Regions from separate parts of the Mus musculus genome. Here regions 2, 3, 4 and 5 are each linked to region 1. Evidence: chromatin loops called from intact Hi-C (ENCODE). Cell type or tissue: gastrocnemius. All regions are shown on one strand. Each heading gives the region's core, and the rest is flanking DNA. Links, peaks and the distances in the headings are about the cores only. Region 1 has its middle 21 kb from the start of Gm36312. Region 2 has its middle 13 kb from the start of Arhgap28. Region 3 overlaps Arhgap28 (Rho GTPase activating protein 28). Region 4 overlaps Arhgap28 (Rho GTPase activating protein 28). Region 5 holds the start of Arhgap28 (Rho GTPase activating protein 28).

The links. Hi-C counts contacts between places; a loop is a spot of excess contacts. Peaks named below come from ENCODE experiments on the same cell type or tissue, not always from the same donor. Only the 100,000 strongest peaks of a DNase experiment are listed, where the experiment ranks them.
Region 2: a loop joins it to region 1, with 2.2 times the contacts of the local background. A loop is called at or near these places in 10 of 42 quality-filtered maps.
Region 3: it touches region 1 in a loop (6-fold over the local background); 23 of 42 quality-filtered maps call a loop at or near these places.
Region 4: a loop joins it to region 1, with 12 times the contacts of the local background. A loop is called at or near these places in 23 of 42 quality-filtered maps.
Region 5: it touches region 1 in a loop (2.0-fold over the local background); 10 of 42 quality-filtered maps call a loop at or near these places.

The regions. Positions count from the first base shown.
Region 1 is chr17:68,163,577-68,169,764 of GRCm38, forward strand. No RefSeq gene overlaps it. Among named protein-coding and RNA genes, the nearest start is that of Gm36312, 21 kb to the right of the region's middle. In gastrocnemius, for the core only: a CTCF peak has its summit at 3,110 (motif pointing left); DNase peaks (open chromatin) are centred at 2,106 and 2,972; H3K4me3 peaks cover 703 bases; H3K27ac peaks cover 1,223 bases.
Region 2 is chr17:68,013,993-68,020,180 of GRCm38, forward strand. No RefSeq gene overlaps it. Among named protein-coding and RNA genes, the nearest start is that of Arhgap28, 13 kb to the left of the region's middle. In gastrocnemius, for the core only: no CTCF peak of the experiment used is centred there; a DNase peak (open chromatin) is centred at 3,313.
Region 3 is chr17:67,858,978-67,865,165 of GRCm38, forward strand. Arhgap28 (Rho GTPase activating protein 28) reads right to left here. Exons shown (of 18, transcript NM_172964.4): 11 at 5,486-5,648; 12 at 2,296-2,378. Among named protein-coding and RNA genes, the nearest start is that of Arhgap28, 140 kb to the right of the region's middle. In gastrocnemius, for the core only: a CTCF peak has its summit at 3,011 (motif pointing right); DNase peaks (open chromatin) are centred at 2,451 and 3,017.
Region 4 is chr17:67,909,118-67,915,305 of GRCm38, forward strand. All of the region lies in intron 1 of Arhgap28 (Rho GTPase activating protein 28), which reads right to left. Among named protein-coding and RNA genes, the nearest start is that of Arhgap28, 92 kb to the right of the region's middle. In gastrocnemius, for the core only: a CTCF peak has its summit at 3,653 (motif pointing right); a DNase peak (open chromatin) is centred at 3,676; H3K4me3 peaks cover 912 bases; H3K27ac peaks cover 386 bases.
Region 5 is chr17:68,000,857-68,007,044 of GRCm38, forward strand. It overlaps Arhgap28 (Rho GTPase activating protein 28), which reads right to left and starts at 3,252. Exons shown (of 18, transcript NM_172964.4): 1 at 3,039-3,252. The coding sequence starts at 3,154. In gastrocnemius, for the core only: no CTCF peak of the experiment used is centred there; a DNase peak (open chromatin) is centred at 3,310; H3K4me3 peaks cover 2,136 bases; H3K27ac peaks cover 1,333 bases.

The DNA.
Region 1 (6,188 bases), core at 473-5,472:
TTCAGTTGAGAGATTTTCAAAGGGATAGACCACATGGCGAACAGAATTCATCCAACAAAGACAATGGAACTGTTGTTTGTGTTAGCCGTGAGTCTGTTGGCTGAGCTTTAGAAAAAGTCATTTAGAAAAATTCTATCCAAGTAACTGGAGAGTTGAATATGCCAAAAATTGTGACAAATTATGAAGCTGGACTTAAACCAAGTAACACATGCCTGGCTGATACATAATCTCCACTGTGGCCAAACGCATGCTGGAAAATTAACCTAGTCACTCACATGGATAACAGATGTGACAGCTTGGGTTATATTTTTGCAGTCAGACATTGAAAAACATTTATTCATACAGTTTCCTTTGAAATTGATGGGAAAAAACACAAAAGAACTTACAAATGAACCCCTGGCTCAAATGGATTCTTAGAGTCAGAGGAAGCTATTGCATTTCTGAAGATACAAGGAATTTATTGATTCCTTCCTCAGCCTGCAGACCTCCTCCTAAATGACCCTTAGGATTCCTTGAAGCTTACAAAGCAAAAACCTCAAAATAGACCTCCCCAGATCCCTGAGGGTTAGCAAACCAACCCTCCCTTAATCATGCTTCCATAGGATCAAATAATGCCTTGGGGGGTGGGGGTGGGGCAGGGTATTGATTTACCAGTTACAAGAAAAAATAACTTACTTTTATACACATAGTTACTTGGAAACCCATTAAGTGACACCATGAACAACAGTGACATCTCAGATGAAATGGCAGTAGGCCTTCATACTTGCTGGGGGTGGGTGGGGGTGGGTGTCAAACTATGGAAATCATCGCACCAGATACTTGATATACAGTTACTAGCATGCAAGCTTAGGCCGGTTCTCCATCCCATCTGTGGGACTCCAACAGGGGTAGGACTCCAGGTCGGGACAGGCCAGGTGACAAAGTGAAGTCCCTGCTACTTCTCTTTTTAAATTGCTCACCATAGACTTTCTTATAGTCAGCTAGACTTTGACTCCTCCCAGGTGGACAAAATGTCTTCACTCTTTCCATGACCAGGAAGTAGGATCAACTTAGAAGTCTCCCTTCCCTCAAACCCCTCAGAGTTCTTGAAGGAGCACATACAAAATACAATTATCAAAATGCTTTTCCAGAAGGTGTGCTGTGACAATGGAGATGCCTTCAGAGAGTAGTAGCCCTGCCTCTTGGATTCTGGGGATGAGTAACTTTTACTGGGACGTGAACTGTGGAGAGGCAGGAAGTCCAAGGGCAGAGGCGCCCAGCTGACTTAGATGTGACTCTCAGCCAAAGGAGCAAAGGGAGAAGAGACAGCCTAAAGCCAGGATTGTCTTGCTGAGGAGCTAGGCTTATTCCCAGGCTCAGGGGAGTCATTGGGACTTCACTAAGGGAACCCCCTGGTCTCTTTGTGGTTCCATCACTTGACTGACATCTGATTGGCTGACATTCACTGACTGACTGAATTCATCTGCTCTCATTAGCTGCCTACCCATAGGACTGATTTCTTATTAATGTTTTCCCATGGCACTGAGGGCAAGGAGCCCTTATGCTATGACTTTTGATGAAAACAACCCAGCTGGAATTGCTTTTAACTTAACCCACTACATATAGATGGCTGTTTATTAACCTGCATGTGCAAAAGCACAGGAGAAACCCGCCTCCCAATTATCCTCAGCCTCACTCACTGTATGAGCTCTGCCTCCAGCCCCTTCAAATGCTTAGGCTCGGTTTCCTTCTCTGAGTCACACGTAATGAAGTGTTTGCTGAAAGAGTCCACGTAGCTCCCAGATGTGTCTCACTCTGAAAATATCTTAACTGGTATGCCAGAATTTTCCAACATAAAGCTAAAAGCTCCACGTTTATCTAATATCTTCAAAGAGAGTATTGTACACTTAGCTATAAGCTTCCTGGAGATTACAGTGAAAGAAGAAAACAAAACAAAACAGGAGAAAGTGTGGCTTCTGACCCTGAGGATTGGCAGTCTAGGAGAAGCTGCATAGTCACAGGGAAATGATAGGAAGCGCGCTGCCAAGGAGGAGAAACTTGAACATGACATCATCAGGACAGCCTCCCCCTCACTGCTCTTCAGTGTCACGTCGGTAATTATCTTTCCTGGAACGAAGGCCATGCATGGGGCCTTCGTGCTTTGAAGATAATGTTCACCAGGAAGGAAAATTTTTAAACATCATCTTCCAATTCTGAGCTCCCGGTATCCGCTCACACAGAAGCCTCTTTCCATACCGAGAGCTCCCGTGCTTGAGTGCAGAAATCACTTAGCTTTTCTCCTGCTTTTTTTGTGAAGCTCTTTTGCCAGGTGTGAGCTCTGAAAGCAAAATCAGACAGTGAAAGCCACTGCATGAAAGGAAATCGGAGCAAACAGCTACCTCCTCCCAGCATTTCTTCACTTGTGCGTTCATACTAACAAGCACAGCATAGGACCATGGAGAACCAACCAACTGACAGTTGGGACCCATGGGGGGGGGGTCACATCCGAAATTATAATCTTCCCCAAACTTTGAACATCAAGGACCATTCTTATTCAATGGGAGGAAATACTTGATCAGATTTTTTTTTTTGCGTAGTTTGCTTATTTTATTTTACTATGAGCCCATCCTTGAGCACAAATAAATAACTCATGCTTTATCATTAAAAAGTTTGAAAAAAATCCTGAAAACTCAGGAAAATTCTATACAAGTCACTATTAAGTCCCTTCTACCTACAAGAGGCTCCTCAGAGAACCATTCCCTGGCCACTGTGCCCTATAGAGGAGGGCAAGCTTCTGATGCTTTGGCAGAGAAGGCAGGGAAACTGAGGTCTGGCACAGAAAGTTCCCCGAGATCCGGGAACTAATTAGAAATACAACCGTCAGGCTTGTGGGATTCTATAACACAAGGTGGCTTCCTCAGAGGCTTGCCTGCTGCTTTCTGCTCATGCGGCCTTCAGCATCCCCATAGAACCCTGGCCTGGAAGGTGAGCAATGGCTTCCATGATCCTTCAAGGCCAAGGAGGAGACAGGTATAGTGCACCCAGGAAGACTCCACTTCTCTCATCCATTCTTTTGACAACATCTCACCAGATCTGCATTTTTCTGCCAGTTCACTGCCACCTAGTGGTTATGTTAATGTCTGTTTTGCATAAAACATTAGGAAGACATAACCCATTTCTAATAGGATGGAAATTGTGAATTTAGATAGAAAGAAAATTTCATTAAAAAACAAAAACAAAAGAAAACCCCTTACCTAAATAAATATGGGTATAGTAAGATACACTTGTCCACCCCGTCCCCATTCTTCAGGTGGAAGTGCAGCGAGATGGATGGCTTAGCTCAAGCCTTGCATATCCTCTAGCCACAAAACTGCCACCAAAGATGAAGCAACAGCACCCTGTGAATTGTTTAGGGAAAGAAAAACTTCCTTTGAAAAGTTTTCACCAGCCTTTCTACAGCAATAGACAGGGATGGTCTTTGGCCTAATTATATCTGCAATGCAAATTGCTGAGTGCAATATACATTCTCTTTATGAAATTCAAAAGTCATTCATGTCCTCATTTAGATACATTCCTCTCCAGGCTAGAGACGTCTCATTCATCTTTGGAATCCTTGACAGTAATGACGTAATTTTAAATCTGAAACTGGGAAAAGGAAATCATAATGCTTCTCATTAAAAGATGTTTCTTTAGGCAAACGGGGGGGGGGCAATTGTGCAGAGAGCATATTGATGGAGTTAAACTGTGAAATATTCAAGACTTTGGTGATTGCTAGAAAAACAGCAGAAACTGAACCTTAGTGTTCTCTTTACCTCTCCCTCCCCCCTGTTTATCCTTTTCAATCTTTGAGAGAAATACTACAATGCACAGCTTCTCACCTACATAGAGATCCCTGCTGTTCTTAGTCAGGGTTTCTATTCCTGCACAAAACATCACGACCAAGAAGCAAATTGGGGAGGAAAGGGTTTATTCAGCTTATATTTCCTCATTGCTGTTCGTCACCAAAGGAAGTCAGGACAGGAACTAGTATCTTAGGAACTTGGAGGCAGGAGCTGATGCAGAGGCCATGGAGGGTGTTGCTTACTGACTTGCTCAGCTTGCTTTCTTACAGAACCCAGGACCACCAGACCAGGGATGGCACCACCCACAATGGGCTGGTCCCTCCCCCCTCGATCACTAACTGAGAAAATACCTTACAGCTGGATCTCATGGAGGAATTTCCTCAAGGGAGGCTCCTTTCTCTGTGATAACTCCAGCTTGGGTCAAGTTGACACACCAAACTAGCCAGTACACTTGTGTAGTAGTTTCTCACACATAAGAGATTCCACCTGCAGCCCACATCTCTCCCTAACTCACACAGTCAACAGACCATCGCCATCATAGCCGACCTATGTCACTGGAACAGAGAACCGTGCCTACTATTTTTAGATAAGATCGCAGGTCAGTGTGAGGTTGTGGTCATTTATTTAGTCAGCCTGTGGGTGTGGATTCACCAAACCATGTGTATTACATTTGTTTATTAATATTCTTAATGGCTAGTTGATGTCAGTGCTGAGGATGGCTCCCAGGCCTGGTTGAGTTGTCAGCTACCTGTTATTTATTTGGAGACAAGGACTCAGGCTGGGTTCAAACTTGTAATCCTCCTATCTCAGCCTCCCAACTACTAGGTATTTGGATGTACTCCACTGAATCCAACAGCAACCTTCCATTGCTACCTCCTCCTTACTCATTCCAACCAATAGCCTCATCTTCTAGCTGTGCAGGTACTGAGATTTGCAACCTCTCTCTCCCTCTCTCTCTCTCTCTCTCTCTCTCTCACACACACACACATACACACACACACAGACACACAACTCTGATATATCAGCCAGTATCATCTTGGCTGGCAAGATCTTCCTGAAATCCATCTACTTCCTACCAGCTCTACAGATGCCTATAAGGAAGGCGTCACCACCGCCGGCCTCCACCAGCTCCCTGAGCCTCCTCAGTTGCCTCAGTTGCTGTGTGAAGTTTTCCATACTCCAGTGACAGTGATGCAATAGCCACATGAGACAGATGATGTCATGTCAAATGTCCCAAACCTTCCAAGGATTCCCCTTCCCACTCAGGAAAGCTAGCCTGCTCATTGCTAAGGACAGCACTATGGGTCCTGCTCTGCTGGGCTCAGTCCTCATCCCTCGACTTGACTCTCTCTGCTCTGGACACTCGGAACTGGAGCAGGCTCACCTGCTCTCACTGTGTGCAACTTCCTCCTTACCTATTGCCTACTCTTTATTTTTAAAAATCCTGCTTGCACAGGCATGATGTGTGTTGTGTGCACCAGCACACGTGCGTGCCACAGTGGACCTGTGGAAGTTGGGGGACAACCTCATGCAGACAGTTCTCTCCTTCAACCTTTAACGTTGAAGTTACTAAGCTTATGTGGCAAGTGGCTTTACCCACTGAGCTCTCTTGCCAGTCCACTGCTTTTCTTCATCATAGGATATTTCCAGAGCTAAGGAGGTATAAGTGTGACCAGCCTGGGCTATATAGCAAGACCTTGTCTTACTCCCCACCACTCCTAACACAAAAAGTTCCAATAATTTAATGTTATTAATGGGAAGAAAACTTTGTGAACTTAGCATACACTAAGCATCGAAAGTCTGCTGTGTGTCCACACTCGTTCATCTTTCTCCTTGACTCCTCAGGGCAGCTTGCAGCTCTGTCACTCATTCACAATAAGTGCTGGACACAGGTGTGCTTTGCATCATATTTTTACCACATGTTTTCTGTGTTAAAATACATCAGATACACAAATATGCCATGTTATAGTTGCCTACACAATTCAGTGCAGTAACAATCAGACAGGTCTGCAGCCTAGAAGAGTTGTCTACACCATGTAGCCTGGCTGTCTTCCTCATTTAGCCTATCACAGTGTGGGTTAATATAGTACGATGTTCGTATGAAGGTCACCTAATGATGCATTTTTCAGAGCCTATCTATTTTTAAGTGGCTCATGACTGCTTATGGCTTTGTGCTATAGGCACACAGATGCCTATGTGCACATTTTTATTAGGAAGACATACATAAACTGGGAATGAGATTTGGAGAGCTTTATCTTGGTTAAAATAAGATTTAATATGAATAAACGTGTTTGGAAAACAGCAATGTAAAACCATGCCCTCACTGTATATGGACTCTGAAGCAGAGAGTTGACTGTTGTCTTAGTA
Region 2 (6,188 bases), core at 584-5,583, 150 kb before region 1:
TTGCCAGATCTCAAGTGACCGTTGCTTCCCACAAGTGATAGTTTCATCAAATCCAACCTGAGGTTCATCCCATTTATATAAGGGCAAAAAACTGTCAAGTTTTTAGGAAGCACACTGTCACAATTTTTAACGATCATCATCTTGCATCCAGACTTTCAAAGCAGGGTATAAATCCAAACTCACTTATCCCCACCCAGTTAGAATGAGAAAATGGGAGAAGACATCATAATTACAAATGCTGTAACTAGTGTCGTATACCTAGTACATCATCAAACACAATGTGGTATCCTTTACTTCTTATTTAGTTCTTGATGTTGGAGAGATTATCCTGAATGACTAAGAGGTATGTAAGTTCCTGGACCCTGGTGTCAGATGACCTGAGTGAGATAACACCCCAACTTTTTCCTAGGTTTATACCTTTGGGTGAGTTAACCTCTCTAGGCCACCATTTTCCCTGAGAAGTGATGAATATAAAAATAACAGTCCTGGGTACCCATGAGACCCCACCTCTGCCTGAGCCTCTAGTGCCTGCTCATGACTGCTGTGGAAGGAGTTATCATTTCTTGAGTTGTATAGCCACTAGGTGATGTCTATAATCACCTAGGAGCTGGGTCTCTGGGCTTGCTTGTGGGCCTGTGTGGAGATATCTTGATTGAGTTAACTGAGGTGAGAAGACCTGCCCACTATGAGCGGCACCATTCCCTAGGTTAGAATCTTGACCAACTCAAAAAGTGTTTTCAGTGCACTCTGCCTGATCCTGGATAAAATGCAAGCATCTGTCTCAAGCTCCTGCTTCTTGACTTCACTAGCATGAAGGAGTACAACCTTTGAGCCCTGGGGTGACTTTTGTCAGGGTATTTGGTCACAGCAACAACAACAAAAAAAAGACAGCAAAGTAATGAAGACAGGTGTCTTCCCACACATTGTGAACATTTGCGAGTAGAAACCTTGGCATCTCAGTGTTGTGTCTTCTTATCCTCAAGGTATAGCAAGCAGATTCTGTGATTGCAACCTGGCTACTTGCCATCTCTGTCTGGACTCCTGGTACAGGGAAAGAAGAAAAGATAATCTTGGGGTGGAGATCTAACAGAGGTTCCACTTTGGCCCAATTATCATCTCTAAGCCTAAGCAATGACCCAGAGAATGCAATATAGAGAAAGCTACTTACTTGCATAGTCCAGACCTCAGACACAAAAGCTCCAGGATGCAGAGATGACTGTGGATTTGTGGACAAGAAAGGACCTAGTTAGGAGAGACACTTCAAAGGGTAAAGAGCTTGCTGCCTAAGCATGAGTAGCTCAGTTCAGATCCCCTACAATCCATGTAAAAATCTAGGTTGTTGTTGTATACTTGGAATTACAGTGCTGAGGGTAGACAGAGCATAGAGACAGGTTGACCCCAGGGCTCCTGCCCAGCCAAAATGGCGAGTTCCAAGTTCTTTGAGACTATCTCAAAAGGAAGGTGAAAAGCAATTTAGAAAGATACCCAATGCCAACCCCTGGCCTTCACATATCCTTTTGTAGGCAAGCACACCTGAACACACATGCACAATGTACCTCCCCCCTCCCCCTCTTCCTCTCACTCTCCTCCCCTCCCCCTCTCCCTCTCTTTCTCCCTCTCCCTCTCCTCCCTCCCTCCTCCCCTCACACACATATTACAATTAAAAAAATAGTAATGAGGACCACACTCTTGCTAACCATTATCCATCAATCCTAAGATAACTGAAACAAACAACATAAATATCTCAGTTGTGTTGTCAGTAAAGGAGAACTGGAAATATTTCTAAATAATAATACTAATGATGATGATGAAAATAAATACTTTTTTTAAAAGCCTCACTTTGTCTCCAAGACTGTGAGCCATCAGCAGACATCTCAGGACATAGTAGATTGGAGTCATGGTAGCATAGAGGGAGTTGGAGCTGGGAAGGTCATTCAGTCACGTGGAATAAAGCATTGTCATCAATTCCTCAGTGAGAATGAAGTACCTGAATAAAACACAGTCCAGCTATTTTACAACTCATTTCCTCTGTTCTCAGTCACTCAGAGCTCTTATTACAGAGTCCAGGGTTAGAAGTTCTGGACATTGACTTTTGATGTTTCCATTAAAATTCAAGTTAAATATCACTTTCAGTAGGCATTCTAACTGGTTATTAAAATCAAGATTCTAGCTAAGGAGTTCTTGCAGAGTTTTTTGATGATTATGCTACCTAAGCTATACTTATTGTTTCCTGGGAAGCTGCTTTCTACTATCATCTTTCCAAGCAGACAATCTCAATGTGGTTTGGACTTCATGTCTGTCATATCCAGGCCTGGGGATGTGGATCTTCCAAGTATTCCTCTCTAAGTCAGCAAATAAACTCCCTGTATTTACAGCCAGTGATATGCAGGAGCTAGTTTGTACTGGTTCCTAAGAACCAGTCATTAAATTTCCAGGAATGTCGTAAGATCTGTGTTAAACACAGCTATTACTAAAAAGTGAAAGATACCAATTTGTGACTAAGTAAATTAAAAGTAACTATCGTGGCTTGAGTAAGCATGGACCCTGCTTGCACACTTGGTCAAAAGTTTGTGGAACTATCTGGGAAAGATTAGGAGGTGTGGCCTTGTTAGAAGAGGTGTGTCACTCAGGGTGGGCTTACAGGTTTCAAAGCCTCAAGTCAGTTCCATTATGTTCTTTGCCTTCTGTGGGTTTTGATGTAGAAGAAACTCAAAGTAATTAAACTAATGTTGTAATGAATTTATTAATAGATTTGATTAGGAGACATTAATCTACAGAAATGAAATTTATCTTAAGGAGCACTGCCTCTAAAATGTCCCAAAGCAAAATAATATGCTAATCAGGCCTGTTAGAGAAAAGGGAAATTTAGGATTTTAAGATGTAAATCAACCATTAGGCCCTATTCCTATAACAAAGGGGGCAGCTCAAGAGGAGCATTATTGCAGGCCACAACCACCATCAAGTCCTGGTCCACCATTAAGGCCACTCTGCTCTTATCAGAAAAAAACATAATGCTGCCTTGTGTACAAAATGGTCCTGAAGAACAGCTACTCAAAAAAAGGATGGTAATGCTGTACTTAAAAATAATTCTGGCAACATTTTAATATCTTTGTTGTGTGAATCTCTTTTTTGTTTAAGTGGCCAGACTTCTTGTCTCCCGTCTCTGTTAAAATTGTTTGAAGTGTAATCTGGGGCTGGGACCTGAAAGAGATTTAGGGATGACAGTGTTTGTGGAATGTATAAGCACAGGGTGTACGCAGTCTTCTGTAGTCGATTCTTCTGTTTGAGGCCAGATAGTCCTTGGCCATTAGCCAAGAGCAGGGCTAGCATGGTTAAAGAGCCTTCCCTTCATTTATAAGCATATGGGGGTGATTTCTCACTGAGCATGCAGATATTATCTGTGATGTTTGGGGATGTGAGCTCTCAGCTCTTCCTGCAACCAGGCCTTTGCTCTGCCATTAAGGACTCTAGCCCTCTGGAAACACAGAATCAATTAAACACTCTATTTTATTAGTTGCCTTGGTCATGGTATTTTATTACAGCAACAGAGAAAATAACTAATACAGAAAAGAAAGACATGTTTTCTAGTCATTTGAAGTTTGTTATTTCTTAGGCCTTCAAAGATATTTGCACCTTTACTTATATGAGAGAAATATGATATGGTAGTCTGCTACTGCTCCTATGCCCCCCCCCCTTGGCCCCCAGCTGAGTTCAGGAACATCATGCTGATAGCTTGAGATGAGTCTTGATAAGGGCATTTACATAAAAGAAAGGAGCCGGCTACTCACTGTAATTGAGGTCCTGATTGAAGTGATGACTGTCTACATCTGCAAAAATTGATGGAATGTTCATGAACTAAAGTTAACCTGAAAGTGCGTGTGCAGCCATTACATTGTTAATAGAACAGATAAATAAGAGAACATTCTTATACTCTTTAGACCACATTTATGACTCAGTGAAGTGACTGACTTGTGTGTAGCCCGTGGTTCTGATGATCAATAGAGATGCCAGAAGCCAACTGCTAGGAGGGAGGAAATAGGTGGGACTTCCAGGTCCCTGCAGGAGGTTAAGGGAAGCAGGAAAGGGGAGATTTAGCCATGCTTCAGAGGGAAAAAAGGCGACCAGCCATGGGAGATCTCCGATGGAGTGGTCCTAGGCTGCTTGCTTCCCCAGGTGGGAGGTGAGAAACGCAACTAAGTGAAGGGCTGTTTTGGGTTGCTGAACAAGGAAAAGGTAACTGAGCAGCTAAAGTTGAGGGCAGACTTAGGGTGCTGAGCTAAGAGTATTAGGGAGGGCACACTAGCTGCAGCGTATTAGAAGTGCCAGCAATTGAGCCAATAAAGTGTATTGAAAAATAAGCTAATGTGTGAGTGAGTGTGTGTGTGTGTGTGTGTGTGTGTTTCATCTTCGGATCTGGGGAACCTCAGTGGGGCTGGTAATGTGCTCTGCCAGGAGCTTAAAGTAGGGTAACAAAAACTAAACACCACACTTGTATTGTCTATATCGAGTAATATCGAGTTATGTATGTCTTTGTTATCCCATCATTGTCAGCAACTTGTTCCCAGACACATGTGAAGCAACATTCGTGACAGAAGCTCACACCGTCCACCGTTGCTGTAAGTTATCTGTAGAGCCAAAGGCTCAGCAGAAACCAAACACTTCTCGTGATAACTGACTGTAACGTGGAGTGTACAAAGATGGGTGTAGTGTGTTTTTATTTAGTTTTGTGTGCATGTGTGGTGTACAAGTTCCTGTGTCAGGAGGTGCACCATCACAGGTAGTCACTTACATGTGGAGGCCAGAGGTCAACATCAAGTGTCATTCTCTGTAACTGCCCACTTTGTTCATTTGAGACGGGGTCTCTGTATAGACATTGGCATCACTGATTTGGTAGTAGTAGTTGACCAGCTAGAACTGAGCCTCAGAGGTTCTCCCTATCTCTACCTCCTTAGAGCTAGACTACAGGCCCACACTACCTACCGCACCTGGCTTTTTCATGGGTACAGTGATCCAAACTCAAGTCTTCAGGGTTGTATGGCAAGTATATAATCAACCATTGCTCTGAACCCATTTTTAAATTTCGTAGTGTGCACTTTATATATAAAGTAAACATATGTAACAAATACAATTTTTTCCCAGAGAGTCAGTTATTAAACATTAGTAGGCAAACTTCTTCTTGAGAAATCTTGGGAACGGGACAGGGGTAAATCTATTCCATTTTTCTGTTTGTTTGGGTTTTTTTGTTTATTTGGGTTTTTTTTCTCCTAAAGAGAACTTTGTCTTTTGTTGAAGAAATGCCCAGTTTCAGATCTTTACAGACTGCTCCTTTGTTCTCTGCCAGTTATTAAAAAGTAGCTTGGTTTAATGTTCCTGGCAAGGACCGCAAAGGCAATAATCTTTTATTCTCTCTACAATTAAGTGGGTTTTGTTTGTTTGTTTGTTTTGTCTTTAGGGACAAAAATAAACAGACTACATTGTCTGTGCTAATCTAGACAATTGCTGTGGGAATACCGGGGTTTCTTTGAGGGCAGCAGAGTCCTTCCTGGGACTCTTGCGTGGGCTTGGCTCAGACGTTAGGGTGCCGAACGCGCGCACACACACACAGTCACATAAAACTTTCACTGAGTCAGTGGATTTCAGATTCTTGTCTCAAGAATTTGAGGAATGAAATTCATGAACCACAGAGGGCAAGTTTCAGAAAGGAGGGTTTTATTATAGGAGTTTCAGAGAAAGGAAGGAAACAGAGTGCAGAGGGAGGGGTTCGGGAGCGGGGCAATATCCGGCTATTAGGTGGGACCTTTGGAAAGGTCTTCTGGCAGAGACTAAGGTGACGTTTGGTGAGGAGGGCGAGCTGGTCAAGCTGATTGTCCCAGCCAGGTGTCAGTCTAGGCGTCTCTTCTGTCACTGTCAGGTAATCATTGCCTTCAAGCAGGGTTCCCATGGAGGAGAGACAAAAGTAGAGCAGGAGCACAAAGTTCTTTTCCAGTACTGCAGGCTCTGGGGAGGATGTTCTGGCCTGCTGCTGCGGGGTCCCTGCCCTACCGGGCCAGTTTCTATCTCTTGTTTACATTGGAATCATTGTATTTGTCCAAAACTTGTTTGTGGTGGCTTTGGGATTATTTTAACCTTTGAAAACAGTTAACTTTGTAGTCTTTGAAGGGAAATGACACCAACAGCTTTTCTTGTCT
Region 3 (6,188 bases), core at 503-5,502, 300 kb before region 1:
TGCATGCACCACAATGCCTGGTTCTTTGGACTGCTTTTTTTAATTATAAAAATCTTCACCTGGGACAGCGATGTGTATGTGCAGCTTTTGTAAGCATTAAAGGAAAAAGATTAAGAAACTTGGTGATTTCCCAAGTGCACTGAATCACCACGATCCGGGCCCCTACGAAAACCATTGGCACTTCACCAAGAGGCTAGAACGCCCAGAGGGAACTCTTTTGTTTTCTCAAGTCTGGATTCTCCTCTGTGTGTGTGTGTGTGTGTGTGCGTGTGCATGTGTGTGTACATGCATCTATATGTGTGTATATAGACATGCCTGTGCCATGTACACACGTGGAGCGCAGAGAACAACTCTCGGGCGCCTGTCGTCTCCTGCCTGGGACCTGGGGACTGAGCTGTAGCAGGCTTGTTTTTTGACAGGGTGCGTGCGTCACGGGAGCTGAGGCTTGCTGATTCAGCTCGGCCGTGTGTCCAGGCGCTGAACAGTCCTGTCTCTTCCTCCATGGTGGTGGGATTACAGACACAAGCAGCTTTCCCTCGGTCGCCGGGGATCAGAACTCAGGCTCTCAGGATTTCCTCAGGACCACTTTATTGACGGATCCATCCCCCTTGCTCCTCGGCCCTACCATAGTCTCTTTGATTAGGACATGTTTAACATGCCTTTTTAATAGATTCCACGTACTTGCGAGTCTATGATTCAGACATTATTCTCAGTAATTGATACTATTTTGTTTCACTCACTATCTGTGTAAACTCTACAAGGCAGATATTTATAACGATCGTACAGGCAGGAAGGAGAGCGGGCTGGGGATGGATGGAACGAAGCAACCGTCCAGCATCAGTCGGTTAAGTGGGGGCACCAAGGATCTGAAGTAAGAAAGCACACTGTCCAACCGTGGTATTCCTGCCTTCCTTATAGCCAGCAGTTCTAATCCGAGCTCCGACATTTTAGAATGGAAAGACAAAAACGGTGCTGTGTGTGTATGTGCGTGTGTGTGCGTGCGCGCATGTGTGAATCAGTGTGCATCATCCCGCGGGCCTTCTCTGAGATGTCACACTAGAAGTGTACAGAATTATTGTCAGTTTTTCTGTCCTTGCACATGGGAAAGGGTGGCCATCTTGGCGGAGACATTTGAAACCAGATGGGGTTTTGTGATAAAATAACATTGTTTGGGGTGGTACCAGAAACAAATTAAGATCTGTAACTTTTGGAAAAAATAGTGAATGATACTAAAAACTGATGCTTGACTGTTTTGCTGGCCCCACCCTTGCACTGAGGGTGTAAGGTAATGCTCTGTTTTATGCCATGGGGGGCATGCTAGATAACCAGGTCCACACTGGCCTTGAACTCCCAACAATCCTCTTGTCTCAGACTCCCAGGGCTAGGGCTACGGGCTATGGACATGCGCCACATGTTTTTTAACTTACTCAAATGTTTCCACTCTTGGAAACCCCCCCCCCCCAAAAAAAAGCATGCAGAAAAAAGCAACATGACATCTCCATCTCCTGCATCCTTTTGACTGGCCTTAAAATTAGGGGCTCTTTCAGCTCATCACACTTCAGTGTCCGTTCAGAGGGTCCAAGTACCTGCCCTGCCTATACCAGCTTTCTAAGAGCATACTCGCCATCAAAACTACAAGAGAGAATCTCGAATTTCGAAGCATACAACAAAGAAACAGGTCTGGAAGTTAGGGAAGGCAGGGAAGAGGAACCACGGGTACAAGTGTATCAGATGCTCTGTAGCTGGTGAGCAGAGAAGTTGCTTCTCTGGGCTTATTTTTTTTTCTCACTCTGAAGAAATGTCTAGACCCTAGCAAGTGATATCTAAACTCCTAAAACTTAGAACTATTTAAATTGTATTTTCTGTGTATGTTCTAAAACGGGACTATTTTAGAAATCTCACACAGTCCAATGGTCTTAGCTGCCCTCCTCAAAGCTCATTAGAATTATTCCCCCAGGCTGGAGCGAGTTCCAGATAGAGCTGTGTTCTTATAAGATACTAACCGCTCTCATTTGCTCCAGACCCTGGTATGATTAAGCCTCTCTTCTTTCTCTTTCTATTCATCACACTTAATCCTGGCATCTGGTTAGTCACTCAGCATCCCTCAGTTACACTGAGGGAACTAAATGTTAATGTTCAGAAAGAGTTCTGGAGTCTCCATCCTTTGTGTCTGCCTCTCTGCAGCATCACGGGGAGGGGAGGGGGGGGCGGCATGCAAGGCGGTGGGGGGCTGCACCATGCAGTTGGCTCTGTAAGCCATCACACTTCTGCTTCCCCCAGACAAGCCCCACTTACCTGCGCTGTGTCCCTGTTGGCATCAGGCAGGGCCATGACCATGAGGTGCAAGGCTTGAAACTGCACTTTGATGTCAGGTCCTCCTAACAAGAAGACAGAAATAATCACACGCTTGAAACCACCCTGATGCGTTCTGACAGCAATCATGCGAACATCTGGTTGCGCAGGAGGGCTCTGACAGCTTAGTGGGAAGGGCCGGGCTTTCAAGCTCAACAATGTCAATTTGTTCATTTGGACAAGAGCCTCAGTCTGTCACCTCCCTTTCCATCCCAGGATGCCTGTTTATAGGCAGGTAGCCAAAAAGACCCTTTAATCATCATAGATTTATAGGACAGTTTCCTTTTCAGGGTGTGTCCGTGGACCCTGCCTTACTCTGTGAATAGAGGACGAGGCTCAATTGGAGAGCAAGTAAGCATTGCGCTCAAGGACACAGCAGCCCGCGGCCACTAAGGACGTATGTTCTAGAGCCAGGTTCGAATCCCGCTCTTAGTACTAAGGCATTCACCCTTTCTGCGTATCCACAGTGCTGGCATGAGGATTACACAAGCTAGTACGCACACAATGTTCAAGCCAGTGCCTAGAAACAGTTGGCATCATACATGTGTGCACATTATATGCTTATATGATCAGTGGCATTTATTCCCTATCTCACATAGACATTGGGGGAAGCGGTTAGTTTGGGAGACTGTGGGGAACGCTACTCCCTAGTGACACAAGGTGGCGCCAGAGGGCTGGCTGCACACTCAGGGAAGTCCATTCACCCAGGATAATGTACAGCCACCCATGCTGAAACTTTAAAGGGCTTTTCTCTCTGTATCCTCTTCCAAATGATCTGCTGGGGAAGAGTTTCTGGAGAAGCTTGGCCTCTGGAGTGCTGGGGAGTTCTCAAGCTGGAGGCCACCTTTACGATCCCTTACAGTCTGGCTGGAGACCATCGGTTGTTAGTAAAAGCACGGAGCAGCCTAGTAAGGGAAACCTCAAATAAAGAACCTACTACAGCAGTGGGCAAGTGTGTGTGTGTGTGTGTGTGTGTGTGTGTGTGTGTGTGTGTGGAGTTGGAGGGGGCTGGCCATATGTGCACACCCCTGTGTGGGAACAGGGGAGGTACATTCACAGTTCCGATCACACGGTCTCAGCGTTACCCACTTGGACTTTAGGAAGCCACGTTGAAGTTTTTAAAAAGAACATGCCATAGACCTAGTTCATGTGGTAAAGGCTAATGCGTGAACACGTGTAAATACCAGGACCTAGGAAGAACCTGTCCAGTACCAAACTCAGATGAGACCTTCTCTTGCCATATGAACTGCAGGCCGAGAGCCCCATCATCAGATGTGATCAATGCTAGAACAGCCCTGAGCGAGAGACAAGAGATGCAGGTGCAAGTGCAGGCATGGAGGTGTGCGGGTATGTAGGGAATGTAGGCGTGCAGGTGTGCAGGTGTGTCGCTGTGTAGCCGTGCAGTTAGGTGTCCAGGTGTGGAAGCTCCGTCCATTTCAGAGAATTATGATGTTCCTGTCTCAATTACAAGTCTGAGTTGGCAAATATTCCATTTTCCTTTTACTGATGGAACTTGGCCATACGCTGTCTCGTGCTAACAGTTTGTGGCTAATTTATTTAACGCGCACTAGTATGGAAGTCCTTCCTCCTGCCTGGAGAACCATCTAGTCCTTTAACTGAACCAGCAAGTTGGAGGCCAAGACTGAAAAGATGCAGTGACTCTGCACATGAGTGGTAAATAATCTGTGCTCTCTGAGTTCCATGTAGTATGAAGAAGGTAGTTCCAACATACACACACGTATACACACACTCACATAGTCACTTATTCGCACCACACACTCACATATTATTACATACTCACTCACATACTCATACACACACAGATACAAATATACACACACATTCACACACATATTTTCACACTCACAAATACACAAAACACACTCTCACAGCACACACACACACTCATATACACCACACACACACACTCACACATACATGCACACTCACATACTCACACTCATATACTCACAGACACAAATACACACACACATCACACACATATTCACACACTCATAAATACACAAAACACACACTCTCACATATTCATACGCTCACACACTCACAGCACACACACTCACACACACACTCAAACACCCCCACACTCACAAAAACATACACAAATACATGCTCACACACGTTCACAAATACACCCCCACACCACACACTCACACCCCCACACATACACACTGTGATGGTTTGTATGTTCTTGGACCAGGGAGTGGCACCATTTGTAGGTGTGGTCTTGTTGGAATAGGTATGACCTGGTTGGAGTAGGTGTGTCACTGTGGGAGTGGGCTTAAGACTCTCACCCCAGTTGCTTGGAAGTCAGTCTTCCACTAGCAGCCTTTGGATGAAGACATAGAACTCTCAGCTCTGCCTGCACCATGCCTGCCTGGATACTGCCATGCTCCCACCTTGATGATAATGGACTGAACCTCTGAACCTGTAAGCCAGCCCCAATTAAATGTTGTGTTTTATAAGACTTGCCTTGGTCATGGTGTCTGTTCACAGCAGTAAAACCCTAACTAAGACACACACCCACACACATACACAGACACATAAATTAAATGCTGAGTCACTGTATCAGTGACTGATAGCATCTTTGGTCTTGTGAAGTGTATGACCTATTTAAACACTGCAGCCAAACACATCATCCGAATAGACTCTAAACTAGCTGTAAATACAAAATAAGAAGAGTATTTATCCATCCTCGAAGACGACCCAGGTCATGAGATGACCCAGGGGCTGGAACTAGCAGACAAGGTTTTAAAGCAGCTCTCAAAGTATGCAAACGATGTAAAAGAAAGTAATGTAGAATGAATGAAAAGACAGAGCCTGCCAACAGGCAAATTAAAATATTTAAAAGCATCCACTGGACCTTCCAGAACTGAAAAACACTATAGTCTCCTTAAAATAGAAAGGTTTCTTCTTTAGCAAATTAAAAAATTACGGACAACAATCTAATTTAGATATGCGAACCCAGGACTATCATAAATGGTCTTTCACCCCAGGGTCCGCAGGCACCAGCAGTCAGCACAGAGGAACCACACTTCACGGGGCGACCTGGCACATTATGCTGTGCTGACGTATGTCTACGTATATTTTAATCATATCTAACTTCGTCACCTACTTTCCATCAGAGAGATGAAGGCGGGTATATATTCAACAGGGAAGAGAGAGGTGGGCAGCTCTCTGAAGAATGCTTTCAACATGACCGCAGCTTCTCTGTGACACATCTTGTCCCACTTGAACTTGTCAGCATTGAACCTGGCATCCAGTTCTTCGCGGTACTGCTGCAAAGCAAAGCAGTTGGTCAGTACTCAGAGAGACTGAATGTCATGGCCTCTTTCCCACCATCATTACACAGACTATTCTTTTTTTTTTTTTTTTTCTCCGACTTGACAGCTCAAGTTAACACCTGCTAACCTAACCCTCTAACCTTCCCACATGATTGAGCTGGAATGGTATTTGCGAGGTAGTTTTTAAAAGCATTTCCAGAGGTATCCTCAAAACAGTAATAATCTTGAAACAATTGGCCAATTCTGCACAGCTATAAAACCTCTTTACTGAGTCTGTAGCTCTACTTCTGTGGTTTTGGTGGGATAGCACAGCCCCCACATGATAAAGTCTTTGCTCAAATTTGACAGAACTGACATTTTCCGTTCATCATAACCTTGCTGCTACCCTCCCTTCTGCTCCTAAGTCAGACCATGAACACATGCCTCTCCGCTCTTTCACATGTGGAATGAGAAATGCCCCAATAAAGTAACTCTGACTTCACTGCAGAGTGCAGGCATAATAATGACTTTCCTGGAACGGGTACAGCAGCTCTG
Region 4 (6,188 bases), core at 757-5,756, 250 kb before region 1:
CTTCCCATTACCCCAGACCAAGCAATGCCTCAATTTTCAGGAGACAGTTCCAGAAGCACACATCTCCCCTTCCCCTTCCTAAGGAAAGGGAGATCTCAGAGCAGCCATGGTCTGTTGAAGGGTCTTTGGATGACAGAGAAGCAGCACAATATGGATTTCTGAAGAAGTTTCCTGGGACACCATTCCCAGCAGGGCTGTTATAGGAAAACACTGGTGTCTAGGACAGACCCTGGGCACAGCCTCAAAGACACGTCACCTGCCCTCTGGCCTTCCTTGGGAGGCCATGTAGATAGATCATACATGTATCTATACATTTATGCAAATAGCCCCCAACTTCTGCTGGTTTCATTTAATGATATTTTGATTTTACTATGGTACAAACACAGGACACAGTCAGTTGGCTAGGCATGGTGGTATATGCCTGAAGTCCCAGAGGTTGGAAAACAGAGGCTTCATCGTCAGCTTTGTAGGATCACATGAGATCATGTCTCAAAATAGCAACATCCCCCCCCCCAAAAAAAACTATAACAACAAAACACAGTGGGGTACAGTCAATAGAAACAGTGCTTTAGAATTGGTCTTTGCCTAATCTAATCCTCGTGCAAGTCTGGACCAGTGCTGCGACCATAAGGAAAAGAAGCAATATTCTGCAATATAGACAAATACAGGGGCAGAAAAGTCAGGTATATTCAATACACTTTCAGCTTAACACCACTTGCAATCTGCAGTGGGTTTGCCCAAACTTCTTGGTAAGCTGAATGGCATACGTCCAAATACAGAATAGACTACACAACATACAATGTACAAATACGTTCCTCGGCTCTCAGTGGAGTACATTTCTCTTCAATAAGCATCCTTGAAGAGCCCAGCTTACCTCAAACAGGGTCAGGATTCTCATTTTAGCCCACAGTTGGGCAACGTCATCAAAAGAAACGGGATTTGTAAGAAAAAAATATTGATTTTCTCGTGTGATACGTGGAAAGTCAAAAACAGTCCCATCACGTGAGTCTATACGCCCACCCCTCTGAGAGAAAGCACAAAGGCTCTCCTTAGCACAGAGTGTCTGCCAACTACAATGTGTTTCTTAAAACACTCTTATTGTGGCTAAAAGTGTGTGTGAGGGGGCAGGGATTGGCTGCCACTAACTACAAAGAAGCCGAGGGAATACGGAGTAAATAGTAAACTCCGCCGGTACTGCGCGTGGTACAAACAACAAATTACTTCTGCTTTAATTTCTCTGAACTTCAATAATTAGATGTGCTTTGAGATTTTAGACAGCTTTGAATACAAGAAGGGAGGAAAGGAGAAAGTTGACACTAAAAAGAAGAAAGACAAAAGAAAGAAGGAAGGAAGGATGGAAGGGAGGGAGTGAGGGAGGCAGGCAGGCAGGTGGGCGGGCAGGCGGCCATTTCTATGAGCTACCCATCAAAGCAAAGGACATTGTCACAGAGGGCAAATGGTTCCCCTCCCTGTTCAGTTAATTCATCTAAACCAGGAACAGGAATGAGATTCAGGCAAAGTAAACCATCAAGTGGGAACCTTTGATTTCTGCCTGTGTTCACACTAATATGCAATTTCTAAGCTCGATTTGTACGTCAATTTGGGTGAAGCTCAGTCCACCTCACAGGTAACTCTAACCACATTATCCCCTAAGATAAACTAAAGCTATGTGTAGAAAATCATTTCGGGGACGTAGTTCATTGGCTCCAAGGCTACGTGTTTTATCCAATTAAGATAGTTGGGAAAGAATCTAAAAATCAGAATATAGGCACACACACACACACACACACACACACACGCACACAAAGGAATTCTCTCAGCCTTTAATTTATTCCCCCGCTTTCAGTAGTATCTGAGTCTTGGTCATCTATGGTGGTTTTTTGCTTTTGGAATTACACTGCACTTTGTAATCTAGACTACTTTTTAAAGGGTGGCCTTTTATTGCAAAGGTTTATTTCTTATAATTTTTAAAGGTGTGTGTGTGTGTGTGTGTGTGTGTGTGTGTGTGTGTGTGTGTAAAACATCTAGCACATGTGTGCAGAGTAAAAGCCAAAAGACTGTACTGATCCTGTAGAGATGGTAGTGGTTGAGAGTAGCCTCACTTGGGTGCTCAAAACTAAGCTTGGTCCGTCTAAACAGGTTGTTATCAGCCTTTGGGTCATGATCCCTTTGGGGATTAAATGACCCTTTCTTAGGGGCTGCATATCAGATATTTACATGATGATTCATAACAGTAGCAAAATGACAGCTATGAAATGCCAATGAGATAATTTTATGGTGGGGGGGGGGGTCATACAACATGAGGAGTTGTATTACAGGGTTCCGGCATTAGGAAGGCCGAGAACCACTGCTCTAGACTGTCAGTATGCACTGTTGACTGCTAAACCATCTTTCCGTTTGTACTTCAAATATAAGTTACATAGTTTCTGTATGGGTCTGAAGCACACCGTGGCGTACATTTTTATTGTGTGGTATTGTGGGGCCCGGTGCAGCTAGCCCTGATGACGTTTGAAGTCGTTCTGGCAGCAGTCAAGGATTCGCCTCAATTTCCAAGCTCTCTGTCTGTCTCTGTGGTGTTGTGATGTATCCAATGACATGCGGTCACTTTCAATAAAGGTGTAGTCTGTATTTACAACCATTATCGCCACCATCGATGTTCAGTGAGTTGTGAAAAAGATGTACCCTTGTTTTTCTCTTTCTGTGTGTCTGTTACCCGCCCCCACCTTTGTTCAGCTCCGGAAACCCCATGGCTGACAGGACCTCATCACAAGCGAGCTCACCAGGGCCTTTGCCTGCCTTTCACATGGACGTTCTTGTACAGAGGTGGTAACTAAACTCTCTGGTCCATCTAGACAGACTTTCCCTGCGTGGGGATGAATGGTCTTCTCCTCCCGGAAACGCACACCAGCTCAGTTTCAAACTAGAGTTTCAAACTATAAGAGCACGTTTAACCCGAGCACCAGTGAGGGGGGCTTCGGGATGGGAACAGACCAGCCCTTCCTGACCAACCGTCCTCCATAGCATACTTTTTCCATACACGGACTCACTCCATGATGGCTTTATTTCTGGATTATTCCCTGTGGTAATAGCCATCTGTGTTCCATTTATTTTCTTTGGCTAACTGAGACATGGCTGACCCCCAACACATGCCCGGCCTGAAGCTGGAGCACTCCCCAATCAGGGTTTCTGAGGAAACCGTGATCCTAGAACTCAAGAGAGAAAAGGAAACCGCAGAGTTTTCACAGAAGCCCGCACTTTTTACAGATAAGAAAAAAAGAAGCCGTCGGAGGGTTAGAAGCAAGTTCAAGGCTGCAGAGCTCTGTTTTCACACAGTGGTCTGCTAATGGCAAGTTCTGCTGTCTCCCGGACGGCCTGTCTTCCTGAGCCGCCTGTGATTTACAATCATCCGTCATTTTACAAAAGAATTAACAGTTCCACATCTTGCACATCAGAGATGACCCCATTTCTTACCTTAACATGTTTCTGGGGGAAAAAAGCGCCTTACAAGATAAAGTAACACTTTTACCATAAGTGAAGATAGTTATTTCCTTCATCGAAATACTTAATCAAGGAGAAACCAGGAACTGTATACTAAAAAACCGTGGTGTTTAACTGAGCAGTGCTCCACGTAGGCTCAGGGGTTGGAACCCCTGCTCCCCAGATGGTGGCGCTGTGTGATAAGGTTGTGGAAGATGGGGTCCTGCGTGAGAAGGAGTCCCCCGCAGGCAGGCTTTGAGTTTGATAGCCTCTCCCAGCTTCCAGTTCTCTCTTTCTACCTCTGTTCAGATGAACTGAGTTGACCCCGGACTCTACACCCGTGCCTTCACACTGTGCAACGCATGGAACTGCTCTGGAGTTGTGAGCCAAAAATCGAGCCTTCCTCACCCAAGCTGCGTTCATGAGAGCGCAGGATCACAGCAACAGAACAGTCACCAACACGGGGTCACCAACGAAAAGTACAATTTTTAAATACAGGTTTTTAAATAATGAAATTGTTTTTAAATGAAGAAGATTTTTTTCCATTTTTTATTAGGTATTTAGCTCATTTACATTTCCAATGCTATACCAAAAGTCCCCCATACCCACCCACCCCCACTCCCCTACCCACCTACTCCCCCTTTTTGGCCCTGGCGTTCCCCTGTACTGGGGCATATAAAAAGAAGATTTTTATTAAAGGAAAACAAGCTTTTGGCTCTGACGTTATGAAAGAAATCTAACACTGTGTCAAAGTAGCAGCCCTCATACCCCAGACATGTAAGATGTACATGAAACATAGATAACACAAGACACGTGAAAACCAAGTCTGTATATCTGCCATAAAGGAACCAATTTGTGCTATTCCCTGCAAAGACTGAAGATGTGAACTCTACTGTTAACGACAGCTGTGCACTCGAGGGCGTTTGGAATCTGTCCCCCTTCCACCATCTCCAAAATATCAGCGAGCACTGATGACCCTCACACGTTTCTACAGCAAACCAAGTGAGTCTTTCACATTAGGCTCCTCCTAATAACCCTTGGGGCTAGGCGACGAGAGCCGCAGGCCAGCACACCCTGCACCTGTGGCCTATGTGGACTTGATAAATCAAGGTACTACGAGTTCCCTCAGAAGGCAGTGGCGTAAGTAATTTCATGCTAGCTGACACCAAGCACACTGAGGGGGCACTTGTCACCAGGATCCCCGATCTTGTCACATGCCGGGACAGTTAGTCTCAGTGGCTCAGTCTCTAACTCCTGACAGCAGACAGGAAACCATAAATCCCAAATCGGTAGGTCATACCCCGGAGGACGGAGCTATTTCTTTCCTGCCATCTCCACTGAAACCTTTCTCTTTCAGAGAGAGGTAGCCCATCCCAGGAGGCTTCCTTCCTTTACGGCTCCCTGTCCACTCATTCTCCCAAGCGTCACTGGCACTCTTTGCTTCCGACGAGCATTCTTGACTAGGACCAATGATGTCCGAATGGACTCTGCATGACCAATCCATTGGGCTTCACACGCGTTTTAAGAGATTAATGATGGAAGGAGTTAGATTTCACATTTCACTGCATCTATTTTCAATTATATTAAAAAATGGCTGCCATTTAATAGCTTGACTTTGATGAATGATGTAGAAATATCATAGGGTTTGCCATTTCTGCTTTCATTTTCCTAACACTCTCTTTTTTTTTTCCATTTTTTATTAGGTATTTAGCTCATTTACATTTCCAATGCTATACCAAAAGTCCCCCATACCCACCCACCCCCACTCCCCTACCCACCCACTCCCCCTTTTTGGCCCTGGCGTTCCCCTGTACTGGGGCATACAAAGTTTGCGTGTCCAATGGGCCTCTCTTTCCAGTGATGGCCGATTAGGCCATCTTTTGATTCATATGCAGCTAGAGTCAAGAGCTCCGGGGTACTGGTTAGTTCATAATGTTGTTCCACCTATAGGGTTGCAGATCCCTTTAGCTCCTTGGGTTCTTTCTCTAGCTCCTCCATTGGGAGCCCTGTGATCCATCCATTAGCTGACTGTGAGCATCCACTTCTGTGTTTGCTAGGCCCCGGCATAGTCTCACAAGAGATAGCTACATCTGGGTCCTTTCAATAAAATCTTGCTAGGGTATGCAATGGTGTCAGCGTTTGGATGCTGATTATGGGGTGGATCCCTGGATATGGCAGTCTCTACATGGTCCATCCTTTCATCTCAGCTCCAAACTTTGTCTCTGTAACTCCTTCCATGGGTGTTTTGTTCCCAATTCTAAGGAGGGGCATAGTGTCCACACTTCAGTCTTCATTCTTCTTGAGTTTCATGTGTTTAGCAAATCCTAACACTCTCTTTAAAGAAAAAAAATGCCCATGTTTTGCTTATCAGAATATCTACCGGGATGGTAATAGGAAGGCCTACCAGGACCCTTGCTTGCTCACACAGCATCTTTGCTCTCTGTGTGTGTGTGTGTGTGTGTGTGTGTGTGTGTGTGTGTGTGTGTTTGTGTGTGTGTGTGTGTGTGTGTGTGTGTGTGTGTGTTTGTGTGTGTGTGTGTGTGTGTTTGTGTGTGTGTGTGTGTGTGTGTGTGTGTGTGTGTGTGCAGGTGCCTATGGAGACCAGCAGAGGGCGCTGAATTCCAGGAGTCATTAAAGATGACTCTTTTCTGGGACTATAAGGTGTACCTACAGGAATAAGGACAGATCTCAGAGCCCTTCCCTCTCAGCCA
Region 5 (6,188 bases), core at 631-5,630, 160 kb before region 1:
CACCAGCACATTGCTTGCTCTCTGTGTCCTGACCCTCTTAGAAGGAAACAAAGGATAGCCCATACATTAAATACCACAAACTGCTTACCTACATTAAATATTGATAATTTTTTGTTATTGAAATCTGGAGAAGACATATTGCTCGCCAACCTGAATGCAGGGTCTTTTAGGTACCCAGAATTCTCACTAAAGTGCAGGTACTACTGAGATTGGAGGTAGTTTCACTTATGATATGCCATATGTAGCTGTAATTAATCAATCCATCCATCCATCCATCCATCCATCCAAAAAGGTAAGAACAAGCGATTCCCTGAACTCTTTCAAAGTCTGACATGGGAGCTGTAAAACTCAGATATTTAAATGGATCCCATTAAGTGGAGCCCCCCCCCTTCTCTCATAAGAAACCAAGAACCAAGAACACCCACTTCACACCAAGGACATCACCCGCATTTGCACCATCTCTTTCCAGTTGGTCGGTGCTCCAGGCAGCTCAAGTCACCTGCTTGAAACAGGGTGGTCATTAATGCAGGCGACAGACAGTCAAGGTCTGACAATCTTTCCCCAAGCCTGGCCTGATAGGCATAGTTTGCTGGTTATTTACTTTAACAAAATTAAATAAACAAATGACGGGCCCTAAAGAGATTTAATCGAACGGCGGACTTCACTACGGAGAAGCAGCAGAAAGAGCGTGGCAAACAGAGGCTCCCAAGGCCAGCACAGTGAGCAGCCTTTACTCTCCCTCAGCTTCCCATAGTGTTGGCAGGCAGCAGTATGGACCCCAGTTGCTGTGCCCCCCATTCTTAACTGGAAATTGGAAATCCGGTTATACCTGAACTTTCTTATACTAGAAATTGTGTCACTTCATTCCTTCCAAAGGTTCTATTGTTTCATCCTTTTACTGACAATTCTATTGGTCTGCCCACACTTTCATGGCAGGAAGAACATCTCATTTATCTTTGTGTTTCTCAGGGCTTGATGGGTTACTAACACACAGTCTGTGCAGGCAGGCTGAATCTGGCTCTTAAAAATCCTGCCATTTTATCTCGGCAAGCTTATAAATCTTTAGTAGGAACCCACTAATTTCCTCAAGAAATATTTATTTGGTTATTACATTATACCAGATACTTCTCTGGTGTTTGGATATAATGGTGGGAGATATGTTTTGGTGGAGAAAAAAATAAGACCCCAAACTCAAAACAACTAGGTACACTAGGGGCCTGAGGAGGAAGGAGGAAGGTTTAGCTTTAGCAAGTGCTAATGAATGATCTCTTTGGGAAGTCAGAGCCCACTTTCCCAGAGCCAGACTGCTCACTGTGCCACCAGTAGGCTCCAAATCCATTCGCAAGTTTAAAGAACGCATGTTCCTGAATGAGAGGGGTGCATTCTTCCAAAGCAGAACAATACCTTCTTGCTTCTTGGCTTGAAGGAAAGAATTGATCAGTAGCTAGTAAGTCAAAGGTTAATAACTGGGCCTGATAATTTCTGTTATCAGGCACATGATGGATGATGTAGTATCCTCTAGCTCCTAGTAAACACGGGAACCTCTATTTTCAGTGCTTCTACTGAGGGCCAGGGAGTTAAGCTATCCTCCCATAATTCTGCTGGGGGGGGCTGGAAGGAGGGCTGCACACTCCCATCCCCCGCCTCAGAGGAGGGAGTAACTGAGGGTCCTCTGGAGTACAAGGCAATCGGCAACATTATAAACTTAGACCCAACTGGTTTATGGTAAAGAACTGACTATGATATCAGTCAGCTCTCCCACTCTCACACATTACCATTCTACAAGACCACATGCTGAGCTAATAAAAAACAAAATCTCCCTCCAATTTGCTTTCAGCTATCTGGCTGATGCCCACAGGGACAGCTGCTAGGGTTTAAGCTACACCCAAGCCACTTAAGAATGTAGAAAACTGGCCCCTGCCTTGCATCCAATCCCATCTATTTAGTCAAGATGGTACTTTCTTCTAAAAGAATTACACACTCAATACAAAGAAGAGTTTGTATCTTCAAGCTGAGTCAAAATGATGTGCGTGACTCCGACTGCCGGAGAAAACTGGTACATCTCTCACTGTCTGTTTTAAAATGAGATTTGACTCAACCTGCTCTCTCTGGAAGAAACAATAATTTCTTTGTTAGCGAAGACCAGTATAATTCCTAAGCCAGTGCGATTGGTTCATCTCATGGATACCGTCCAAAGCATATTATGTGACATAGTCACAAATCAATTAAATTGGGAAACAGCAGTAATTATAATCACATAAAGTTAAGAGTGTGAGGAAAAGCAAGTAATTGAAAATAACAGTGATGTAAGATGCCATTAGGAGATGATATCAAAACACGCATTAGCGTAGGCTTCAAAATAAATAAGTAAAAACGTCCACTGATATAGTCGTAGAGAATAGCAAAGGAACTTCCCCTAAACACGCCAGACAGCAAACCATCTCACATTTGGAATATTTTTGACCATCCGTCTTTGGCGGAACAGATGGGCATGCCAGAGCAATGTTCTCCAGATCCCTGGCTTACTAAATGCACATGGTCACCCAAAGAAATAAACAGGAATTGCGTTGGTTGCATACAATCGGCACCGGCACTCATCAAATAATGACATCACTGTATTTAAACAATTGAGGGTATTTACAGTAGAAGTGAAATTGTTATGTCAGTGAAGGTTTCCTTTTGAGAAAAACTTTAGCTTCAAATAGTTAATCTGAGTGTCTGCGAGAACTTTTTTTCTTTTCAACCGACTTGTGTTTGGGTTCTTGGTAATATTTTAAAATTTCTCCAGTACATGGTGAGAGTCTTCCACAGAAATGGTATGTTTATCTAACTCTTGATAAAGTTGCGTCAAGACTACAAGTACCCCGCTAGCCTCAGCCAGCCACACACAGACTTTTTGCCCAGGCTGTTTCTCATCTCCAATCAGGATCATACAAAGAGCAGTCTCAGTTATCAACTCCATAAAAACTTGCCTAAGCGCTGCCCCCTCCCCGCCCCGCCCGGCGCGCGCGCGCGCGGCCCGCGGTGCCGCTCCGTACCTGCTGAGCGGATGGCTGGCCCGGGACGCGCAGCGTGGCTCAGCGCCCTGCGGTTGCGAGCGCGCGTGCGAGTGGTAGGCGGTCAGCACCACGCCGCCCGAGTCCTCCACCTCCATCCTCAGCGGCGCATGTCCCCGCGCTAACCCAGAACAAAGACCGAGACCAACGTGGACTAGCTCCGGGAGCGGGTCAGCGGCCCCGAGCGTCCGGCGCCCCAAGGCTCTGCGACTAGGACGGCCCCGCCCGCCCAAGGGCCACGCCCACAGAGTACAGCGGCAGATTAGCATACAACGCGGGCCACGCCCACAAAACAAGGCGCACCGATTAGCATAACTAAGAGCCACGCCCACAGAGTACAACAGACAGATTAGCTTAATACACCGAGGGCACGCCCACAGAGTACACCGGGCCGATTAACAAACACTGAGGGCCACGCCCACGGATCCCTGCTTCTAGGAAACTGGAAACCTGCCTGGAGCTTGCGGCTCCAGCCAGCAGCTCTAGTAAAGTTTGTGTTTTTCTTCCTTTGTTTCTCCTTTCCTCTTCTCAACCTCCTCCTCGGCCCCTTCAGACGGGAGGCTTATCCCATGGCTAGGAACATTTCCTGCCTGGCAGTCAGAAGTGAGACAGAAACCATGCCTTAGGCAAGGGGAGAAAGGCTAGGTCTGGAATGGGTGCTCTGGGGAAGAAAGGGAGAAAAATGTGACACTCTCATTTAAATGTAACACTCTCATCTGAATCGGAAATTGAAGAGCTGAATGGCACTGACGTTTGCTAGTCTAAGTGACAGCGAATTCGATTTCCCTTCTGCCCAAGCCATTCCCTCTGCACGTGCAAGCCTGAGCTTCCTTCCCATACCCTCAAGACTGCAACGCCAGACTCTTACCTCATTCCTAACATCCCTTTCCTCCACTCAGTTGTGGTCCCTGACAGATACTGTTTCCAGACTGTCTGAAAAGTACTCCTTATTGCCACGGGCTCCATGAATGCTATTTTCAGGGGGCTTTTTAAGGGAGAAGATTATAAACACACATGCACACACACACACACACACACACACACACACACACACTGTATATAACATACCCAAAAGTGCAATATAGTCTTTCTCCTGATTGTGTTTCTGGTTGGAACTGCTTTCAAAATTCTCTCCCTGTGAAACCGCTTAGAGATCATCAATCAAAGCCCCCTCCCCCACCTCTTACTCCCCGGCCACTTTCCAGAAATGGCTCTTGCTTTGTTACAGGAATAATTTCATTCTGCTCTGTGATGAAGGTAGACTCTCCAGACCATGCCTTGTGTGTTTCTTTGCTCTGGTCTGGCATCCACTTGAGTGACTCCTAATAGGTCGTGGTCTTTTTTTTTTTTACCTCCCCCCTCCCCCAAAGGCCAGATGGAACCAGGAAACTTCTCAGAATGAAACACCAAGGAGTAGAAAGCCTGAGGGGAAAACCCACCACTAACTCATGATCAAATTACCATTTTCCAGCAAGTTGGTGCTTTCTACTCAACTGGAAGCTGCTGGAAGAACTGGTCTCTCTCTCTCTCTCTCTCTCTCTCTCTCTCTCTCTCTCTCTCTCTCTCTCTCTCATATCCCAGAGCCCCTCCTGTTTCACATAGCACACACTCCAGAGAGGAAGGTGTGCTGGATAGTGTTTATCAACTTGACACAAGCTGAGGTCATCTGCGGGGAAGGAGCCTCAATTAAGAAAATGCCTCCATAAGAATCAGGCTGTAGGCAAGCCTGTAGAGTGTTTTCTTAACTAGGGACTGGGGGAGTGGGGGTAGCCCATTGTGAGTGGTGCTGGCACTGGGAAGGTGGCCCTAGGTTCTAAAGAAGGCATGCTGAAGAAGCCGTGGTGAGCAAGCTAGAGAGCAGCACCCCTCCATGGCCTCTGCCTCAGCTCCTGCCTCCAGGTTCCTGCCCTGCTTGAGTTCCTGCCCTCACTGCTTTTGATGAAGAACTGTGAACTGGAACTGGGAGGGAAATTAACCCTTTCCTCCCCAAGTTGCTTTTGCTCATGGTGTTTCATTCCAGTAATAGTAACCCTACCTAGGTCAGAAGGCTTGGTGATGAATGAATGAATGGATGAATGAATGAATGAAATGAATGGCTGGAATACAAGTGGATTGGTAAAGTAGATAGTACTCTTCAGGGTAGTGGTTCTTAGCTTTCAAGCTAGCCAAGGGATTTTTCCAAGTGACTCATATTGCTTCATAGCACTGAATCGAGCAACAAAAACAAGTTCTCTGTGTACTTCCATTTTTTGTGTGTGAGCTACAAAGTACAGCTTTTGTCAGCATCCTTGAGTTTTCAGGTTGCAAAAAGATGCCAGACTGCACATGTTGTGTGGCACAATGTGTTACTCAAGCTCCTTCCATTAACCCTTCAGATTGTCCGACCTGATGTGACTTATAGTCTCTAAGGGCTGGATCGGGTCATCTGTAACACAAGAGAGAAACCAGCAGGAAATCTAGAGAGATGGGGAGAAAGGTTGTGTGCACCAATCCTCGGTCTGATTTGCTACAGGGAGGGGGTGTTTCTTCTCTCTGAAGCTGTGACCTTGATGGTAGCTGTATGCTGCTCTCTGGAGTCTAGTAACCACTACTTGGTAGACAGACCTAGGGGTGGTGATGGCTAAGTGTTCCTGAATCACGACATACTTCTTCCTTTACTATGGGTACAACTTTAGAGACAGTCCCTCTCTTGCTAAGCTGTCCTTATCACCTGTGCTGCATGATCCTTCCATCAAGACATCGGCCTGCCGGAGAATCTTTGTGGGGCAGAATCCCTTAAGTGAAACTGCTGATGTGGCCGCACTGGAATAGTCCTGCTTTCCACTAAAGACAAAAATTGGTCTGTACAAGTGTTTTCTCAGTGAATAATTTTCAGCCTAAACAAGTTTAGTAATATAGACACCATGAAATCCATTTGGGGGCCTGAGCTCTGAGGTGGGACACCTGTCTGGCATGTGGCTCATGACCCTGAGTTTGATTCTAATTGATCCTCAGGATTGAAAGAGAAGAGGTGGGGACAAGGGTTGAAAACAAAAAGACCTTCAGGCTAGGGATGACAGCTTAGGGCAGTGACAACTCGCCGGGTTGTGGAGTGAGTCCACACGAGGACCTTCGGGAAGATAAAGTTATCTG